3 separate regions of the Homo sapiens genome follow, and all the other regions are linked to region 2. Evidence: chromatin contacts called from ENCODE Hi-C or POLR2A ChIA-PET data. All regions are on one chromosome and are shown on one strand. The core of a region is the stretch at or near the end of the contact, and the rest is flanking DNA. Distances in the headings are between cores, read along the strand shown. Region 1 overlaps PALM2AKAP2 (PALM2 and AKAP2 fusion). Region 2 overlaps PALM2AKAP2 (PALM2 and AKAP2 fusion). Region 3 overlaps PALM2AKAP2 (PALM2 and AKAP2 fusion).

Region 1 (2,700 bases), core at 136-2,635, 110 kb after region 2:
ACTTCCTTCCATCCCACCCTCACCCCTTCTGCATTTGCCTTCATGCTGGAGACATCCTGACTTAGCCAGAAAGTTAAAAATTTAGGAAGAACCTCTCTAAAGATAGCCACACATAGCTCGTGGAACCAGTTCTTCATCATGATTGTCATTGCGTCCTGCGCACTGAAAACGTGACTTACAAAAGAGAGGCAGGATGAGAAGGGAAAACGGAGATACTCTCTGATTTCACAGCTATGAGGAAGTTTTGTTTTATAGCCATGCCTCTGTTCCTAGGCCAAGAGTGAGTTTATATTTTTGGTGGAACTTATAAATAACTGGATTAAAGGATCGGGTCACCTATTATCTGGAGAAAAGCATTTCTAATTTAAATGTCATGGCTTTAGTAGGAAGTAATCTGGGTTATTCAAAGCAGAGAAACCTGGTTGTACAGCCTGATGTTTGAGTAATTTGGTTCACACTGTGCATTTAGGCTAGGAGCCTAGGAGGTCGAGATGGGTTAGGCACACTGTCGAGCTTTAACAGCCTGAGGATGGTGGGGCAGAGGGGAGGCTGTGAACACAGTGAACATTGTCCTTGTGGTGAAGGACACCTTTCTGCTCTCCGCCTGGGCTCAGGCAGACCTGCTAAGGAAAATGCACTTCCTTAAAGTTATTTCTGTCCATGACATGCCTAGCTGTAGGCCTAGGTACCCTGGGCAGAAAGAACACATGGGTGTCTATGCCCAGTGGGGCAGGGATCAGGGCCCTGCTGTTGTGTTTTCTGTGCAAATGTAAACAGGCTTCTAGAATCTCACTTGTGGTGTTGGTGAAGAGTTGCAGCCTTTTCCCACAGTGTCCATCATAATGACATGGACATGGGATCTTAATATTTTACCTCTGGCAAGTGGCCAGAGGAAACAGAACCCCTTCAGAGACCAGCCCAGAGGGTGAAATCCCCAGACCGTGCAAGAAGTCACATTTCTAGCTGACACGTAGAGCAACAGATACGTCTCCAGAGAGTTAACTCTCCAGGGAGTTCATCTATTTCTGACCAAGACTGAATAAAGAAGGTAAAGGGATCATCGACTTTTAAAGCTAAATTGTGAGTCTCACATCATCTGTAGAGATTCAAGCAAGCAAAAGATCAACCAAAAAGCCAAGCTAACTCTGTTTTGATCCATCCACTCTTCTTACCATTTCCCATGTCATTTTAAAAGCCTCCTAATATTGAGACTCCATTTTGATGTATCAGGATAGAATGAGAAGAACCCACCTTCAAATCCTGGCTAGGGCACTTACTAGGCAGGTGATCTTGGGAAACGTCCCTCTATTTCTCTATACCTCTTATTCTGAAGTTTTAAGACTGAAATAAAATTCATGCCTTTCCCACTTAACAGAGGGCCATTTTTCAAGCATCAGCTGACATATGTATGTGCATGTACTGTGAAATGATAAGCTATTAGACATGTGTCAACCAGAAAATGGGGATGCCACACTTACAGCATGCCCACAGGACAGGCTTGTCAGGGCTGTCTCATTCACTTGTACATTTACTTGGCTAGTTGAGTTGTGGAGATGGACCAGGTTCTGTTTTAACCAATGTGTGACCCCTCCTCTGCTTCCCATGTGACTGGAGCCCCAGGTCTGGGTGGTTCTTGACTGCTCATTCTACTTACTGCATTTCAGGACTTAACTTTTAAGGACATTTTGTGAAATTACTCCCTCTGTTGCAGCACAACTGTATCTTCCTAGTCGTGTTCAGCTTCAACTAAAATTCACATGTAAGGATCTGGGGTTGGGGAAAGATTAGGGAGATTAGAGCTGCCATAGATTCTGACTTTGAGTCTTTCCCGGGCCTTTTTTCTTTCATCTTTTCTTCTTGATTTCTTTTCTTCTAAAAATCTCCTGCTCTTTTCCCAAAAGAAAATCAGTCTGCTGCCAGAAAGAATATAATACCTGTCATTTAAACCTCAGTGTAAAATGGCTTAATAATAGTGAACATTTGCATTAACCGTTTTACAGTTTACATAGTACTTTTAAGTACATTTTCTAACTTAATTCTCAAAACAGATTTGGGAGATATTATTAGTCCTGCTTATGAAGGAGTTCTGTTCTCAGCAGAATTCCATAATTACAAAAAGTCTGGTAGGACTTTTATAGGTAGAGCCAAGAAATGACCCCAGACTCTGGTCTTTGGACGCTAAACTCTGAATTACCACATTTCCTGCATTCTTTAGGTGGAGACATAGGCACCTGTGTTGTAAATTAAGCCACGCTAATTTGCTTTGCAAAACTATTAAACACTTTTTGGTAAATAAAGGCGACTTTAGTTGCAGCCTGGCTACCAGGTTATGTTAAACACAGGTCTCTGGGACCAAATTCTGGCACTCATACAGACTTGAGTTGAATAAACATTTATAAAAAATGCTATGAGGAAATCTCAGCTCCCTAAATTTCTAGATGCTCCAACCCCACCTTGCCTGAAGACAGATGTGGCAACTTTATGAAGACAGGATTCTGTTACCATTTTAGTGGGTGGTAAGCAACCGAAGTCCCCTGAGCCAAAGGCTAGAAACAAGATCGTTTAGTTTTCAAACCTCAAACACCATCCCTAAGGGTGTATAAACCAAAGGGTTCGCTCTATTGGCATATCCCCTTTATGAAAGGGTGAGGAAGATCTCTAATCCACAAATTTGAACACCACCAATTTCACGGATTTCTA
Region 2 (2,700 bases), core at 61-2,560:
TCTCTTCTTCATAAATTACCCAGTCTCAGGTAACTCTTTACAGCAGTGTGAAAATGGACTAATAAACCTGTGAATGTGACTTATTTGGAAAAAAAGTCTTTGCAGATACAATTAACAATCTTGGCTGGGCACGTTGGCTCATGCCTGTAATCCAAGCACTGGGAGGCTGAGGTGGGTAGATCACTTGAGGCCTGGAGTTCAAGACCAACCTGGCCAACATGGTGAAACCCTGTCTCTACTAAAAATACAAAAAAATTAGGCATGGTGGCACACGCCTGTAATCCCAGCTACTCCGGAGGCTGAAGCACGAGAATCATTTGAATTCAGGAGGCAGATGTTGCAGTGAGCTGAGATCACACCACTGCACTCCAGCCTGGGTGACAGAGTGAGACTCTGTCTCAGAAAATAATACTAATAATCTTGAGATGAGAGCATCCTGGATTTACCAGATGGGCCCTAAATCCAATGACACATGTCCTTATAAGAGACAAAAGAGGATACTCATATACACAGAAGGCCATGTAAGGGGACTGAGGCAGAGGTTGAAGTTATGCAGCCCAAGTCAAGAAACACGTGGATCCACCAGTAGCTAGAAGAGGCAAGGAAGGAGTCTTCTCTAGAGCCTTTGGAGGGAGAGGAGTGCAGCCCTCCTGACACCTTGAATTGGAACTTTTGGCCTCCAGAATTGTGAGAAAATAAATTTCCGTTGTTTTAAGCCACCAAGTGTGTGGTAGTTTGTTATGGCAACCCTGGGAAATGAATGCACTCAGATTCTGCCAAGAATCACACCTATGCTTCTTGAGTGCAAATGCCATAGAGGCTGATAAACCAATATTACGAAGATCCACATAATTTTCTTATTTTACTCTACTTACCCTTATAAATTGTTTTTTACCTGTTCTTGTTTTGGGAGAACCACTAACTTTTTTCAGCCTATATTTATCATCCTTCACTGGAAGAAAAGGGTAGCTGTATCTCAGAATAGCTTCTATTTTATATCCTATTCTGTTTTGTTGCTTGTCCAGACATTGAATTTAAAAAAAAAAAAAAACAGGTATGGATCAGTATTTCTTGAAATGCCTGACCCTGAGAATCACCTGCAGCAATGTAGAAAACAACAATAACACAGCTTGCCAGACATCTTTCAGAATTCAGATTCAGAAGACCTGGGCTTGAGAATTAGCATTTTTAATAAGTGCTCCAAGTAACTTTCATGATTAGTTTCAGAAAATCTTGTCTTAGCACACCACTAATGCAGTCTGGGGGTGGCAATGTGAGCCCTACTATTGCTCTTGGCTCTCCAGTTGTCCAACCAATCTGAGGCAGGATTTGGATACTTCCCTATTCAGTGCCCTTTGATTACTTCCCATTTCAACACTGAATAAGCCTCAGGCTTCCCCTGCCTTCTAGACTTTCTTACTCTTAACTTCAGTTTCATTTTTAGCATTGTCTTTCACTGTGTCTCTCTCTGTACCCATTCTTGCCCTCTTTATCCGGTCTACTTGTAGCCTGGATACTGTAGCTTTCTTTTTAAAAAGCTGAGTTGAGCTTTGCACGGTGGTGGGAAGATTGCTTGAGCCCAGGATTTCAACCCTAGCCTGGGCAACATACTGAGACTCCATCTCTAAAAAAATAAATGAAAAGATCAAGCTGATAATATCCCTCTGCTAAGGCCCTGCTGGCCTTCCCATGGCTCCTGGAACAAAGACCAACTCTTGCAGGCACTGTGTTTTTTAAAAGCCCCTGGCTTTCATTCACTTCTCCCTTGATCTTCCTGCTCTCCCTCTCTCTTTATATTCACATCTTTGGCTCAAATATTCCCTCCTCCAGTGGCACATTCTTTTCTTTTTTTTTCTTTATTTTTATTTTATTTTATTTTATTATTATTATACTTTAAGTTTTAGGGTACATGTGCACAATGTGCAGGTTTGTTACTTATGTATACATGTGCCATGTTTGTGTGCTGCACACATTAACTTGTCATTTAGCATTAGGTGTATCTCCTAATGCTATCCCTCCCCTCTCCCCCCACCCCACAACAGTCCCCGGAGTGTGATGTTCCCCTTCCTGTGTCCATGTGTTCTCATTGTTCAGTTCCCACCTATGAGTGAGAACATGTGGTGTTTGGTTTTTTGTCCTTGCAATAGTTTGCTGAGAATGATGGTTTCCAGTTTCATCCATGTCCCTACAAAGGACATGAACTCTTCATTTTTTATGGCTGCATAGTATTCCATGGTGTATATGTGCCACATTTTCTTAATCCAGCCTATCGTTGTTGGACATTTGGGTTGGTTCCAAGTCTTTGCTATTGTGAATAGTGCCACAATAAACATACGTGTGCATGTGTCTTTATAGCAGCATGATTTATAATCCTTTGGGTATATACCCAGTAATGGGATGGCTGGGTCAAATGGTATTTCTAGTTCTAGATCCCTGAGGAATCGCCACACTGACTTCCACAATGGTTGAACTAGTTTACAGTCCCACCAACAGTGTAAAAGTGTTCCTATTTCTCCACATCCTCTCCAGCACCTGTTTTTTCCTGACTTTTTAATGATCCCCATTCTAACTGGTGTGAGATGGTATCTCATTGTGGTTTCTTTTTTTTTTTTTTTTTTTTTTTTTTGAGATGGAGTTTCGCTCTTGTCACCCAGGCTGGAGTGCAATGACGCCATCTCAGCTCACCACAACCTCTACCTC
Region 3 (2,700 bases), core at 192-2,691, 80 kb after region 2:
AAGGTTTAAAAAGGCAGCATGGGTATTATTGGGCTTAGGAAAAGGTGAAGGCTGCCTTGCTGCCGTCCTGGAAGATTGAGACAGTGGTAACAACACGTGCAGCAACCCCCTGCACTTCTAGAAGGAAGCTGATATCTGTCTACATGTTTCAGCGTTTGTCTCTGAACCTAGTCTTTTCTTGGTCACATAGGGGAAGCAACAGAGGTGGCTTATCATAGCAATGCAAAAGCCTTTAATGAAAAATGGGCTCAGGTTTTGGTTCCTATAAGATGGTGATTCCCTTCCCCCACAAAGGCCTTTGTGTACATGGGGTGAGGTAGGGGTCTGAGAAAGGCCACTGGAAATGGAAGGCTTAACGGCCAGTCCTCTGCTATGTCCCAGATGGAAAGCTCCTTGTATCTAAGAAAGGCAGGAAACCATGTCACCTGGCTTCTGATATGTAACAACCCCAAATTATTCTCCGACCCCTTGAAGGCCAGCTGGGCTCTTTTGCATCAGGGGGATTGTGTTTAGAATTTGTGTCAACTGTCTTTGTAGAGATCCTTCTGGATAACTACTACAATTCCTGGGATATTCTTACAGTGGGCACATGACAAAGACATGTGACATTGGCCCAAACCCCCCTCAACTTGGAAAAGGGGTGGATTCCCCCAGCTGACTTGAAGATTCTGGTCTGTGGATTCAGCAAGAGTCTGAGGCCTCTGCTGAGTGAGCCAAGGGTGGCTTCCGGGGAGGTGAGTGCCTGGAGGAGAATGTTCCCAGAGCCAAGATGGGATGCCTCCTGGTATCAAAGTGATGTTCAGATTTTTTCTGGAAATCTAGAATAGGATAAATGTGAATAGAGATTAGAGTGAACATCTTCTAGGATTTGAAGCCCTTGAGAGCTTCTAGGATTTGAAGCTCTTGGTCTTGAGACCAAGCCTCTGCAATGCATCTGGGGTCCGTTGCACAAGTGTGTGTCTTTTTACCAGGTCTTATCCCCGCTTCAGCCTTTTCTCTCCTGTTAGGGATCAAAACTTGCCAAAACAGAAATTTTAAAAAGACACGCAGGATGTGGGGCTGCTCCTGGGAGGTTTGCTGTGTGTGTTTGGGGTCCTGCACCCTCCACTCCACTCCTGAGTGTCCAAGGGTGGATGTCCAGAAATTTAGCCACCTACTCCCATCAGTGTAGCCAGAACCTTTGCTGGGAGTTAATCTCTCTCCCTCATTACTTTCTGATCTGCTTGAAAGACAAATAGAGGTTAGGGAAATATATTAATATCAGTAAGTCTCCATGGATGGCCCAGGTCAAGGCAGACAAAGGTAGTCACACGCTTTCAGGGGCTGAAAGACAAGTAGAGGTTAGGGAAATGTATCAGCGCATCTCCATGGATAACCCAGGCCAAGGCAGACAAAGAAAGCCACGTGCTTTCAGGTGCAAACAGCGGCCGCCTTTTTTCACTGGACATCATTGGGCAGCTGTTGCTGTCATTTCCCACGGCCTCTCTGGAGGGGAAACACAGCTGGCTTCTGTGGGCCAGCCTGAAACCATCTGCAGCTGCTTGCATGCTTTCAAATGTAAGTAAGGGAATTTCAGCTGAGGTTAATCTGGGAAATCCTCTGTATGAAACATTTTCCTTTTCACTGTTCCCTTTCCTTTTGGATATAACATATGACCCACTTACGAGGCAGCCTGTTGGATCACTGGTCCCCAAGGAGCTGTGGATGTCTTCCCAGATTACTCCTGCCACCACCAATGCGTCTACCACCATGAGAGCTGCTGCTGATGGGCACTGCACTGTGCATGTTGCATATGTGATCTCATTTAGCACTGTGACACTCCAAGGACCACACTCTTGTCTCATTTTCGGATAAGGAAGCTGAGGCTCCAAGAGGTCCAGCAGCTTGTCTTAACAGTGAACAGGTGCAAAACCAAGATTTGAAACCAGTTTTTGATCTTGGTTTGATCTTGATGCCACATCCCAGCCTCTTTCTACCTCTGTAGGACGGCTTTGTGTCTCCTCTGCATTTTCAGCCTCCATTGCTAATCTGACACCATCTAAAGCAGGAATATCCTTATTAATGGAATAGTGCTTAATGGGATTAGGCTTACTTCTGTATTCTAGACAATATTTACTGAGCTGTTAGATGTAATGTGTTCAGAAATAATACAGGGATTTATGAATATGTATTAAATATTAGAGTATAAACTTTATCAAGCAGAGAATATATTTGTCCTCCAGTGTTGTTGACCTTGTATGTTTTTTGTTTGTGTTACCTCCAGAGCTGGATTTTGAAAGATTAAGCCAAGAAAAAAAGATGAGACATTCAAAAGTAAATAAATTAGTTTAGGCCTGGCTTTTCTGGGGCCATGGAGTTGTTATCCCAAAGTCCTTGCTTGGACCTCTCCTCCTCTCCACTCCTCCCCTCCCCTCCCCTCCCCATTGGGCACTGCCAGGGCCCAGTACAAGTGAAACAGATGCTCAACTCCTAGACTTGTGGAGGCTTAGGTAGACCAGCAAGTCACTATTAGGACAGAAAAACAAGACCACGTCATTCCCCAGCCCAATCCCTTATGCTTTCTTTCAATGACACTTAAAATTTAAGACCCAAACCTACATGATCTGGCCCCATCTGCCTTTTCAGACTCTTCTTCCTCCTCGAGCCCCTTACCCCATCCTAGCCACCGAAGCCAGTGATGCCACATCCCAGCCTCTTTCT

Evidence for each region. Hi-C counts contacts between places; a loop is a spot of excess contacts on that map. ChIA-PET counts read pairs that join two places held with the same protein, here RNA polymerase II (POLR2A). Pooled maps may share reads with other maps.
Region 1: a pooled map shows a loop between it and region 2 (2.5-fold over the local background). The contact joins two enhancer-like sites. A Hi-C loop is called at or near these places in 1 of 168 maps with a recorded cell type or tissue (chondrocyte) and 3 of 50 pooled maps. POLR2A ChIA-PET finds 5 or more read pairs at or near these places in 5 of 52 experiments (AG04450, OCI-LY7, activated B cell and 2 more).
Region 3: a pooled map shows a loop between it and region 2 (2.6-fold over the local background). The contact joins two enhancer-like sites. A Hi-C loop is called at or near these places in 2 of 50 pooled maps. POLR2A ChIA-PET finds 5 or more read pairs at or near these places in 6 of 52 experiments (AG04450, MCF 10A, OCI-LY7 and 3 more).

The regions. Positions count from the first base shown.
Region 1 is chr9:110,128,191-110,130,890 of GRCh38, forward strand. All of the region lies in intron 7 of PALM2AKAP2 (PALM2 and AKAP2 fusion), which reads left to right. Among named protein-coding and RNA genes, the nearest start is that of C9orf152, 79 kb to the right of the region's middle. Within about 2 kb of position 1,386, at least 2 of the 41 ENCODE cell types and tissues checked have a DNase peak (open chromatin) inside an H3K27ac peak, as active enhancers do.
Region 2 is chr9:110,020,706-110,023,405 of GRCh38, forward strand. The region is part of intron 7 of PALM2AKAP2 (PALM2 and AKAP2 fusion); the gene reads left to right. Among named protein-coding and RNA genes, the nearest start is that of C9orf152, 190 kb to the right of the region's middle. Within about 2 kb of position 1,311, at least 2 of the 41 ENCODE cell types and tissues checked have a DNase peak (open chromatin) inside an H3K27ac peak, as active enhancers do.
Region 3 is chr9:110,100,200-110,102,899 of GRCh38, forward strand. The region is part of intron 7 of PALM2AKAP2 (PALM2 and AKAP2 fusion); the gene reads left to right. Among named protein-coding and RNA genes, the nearest start is that of C9orf152, 110 kb to the right of the region's middle. Within about 2 kb of position 1,442, at least 4 of the 41 ENCODE cell types and tissues checked have a DNase peak (open chromatin) inside an H3K27ac peak, as active enhancers do.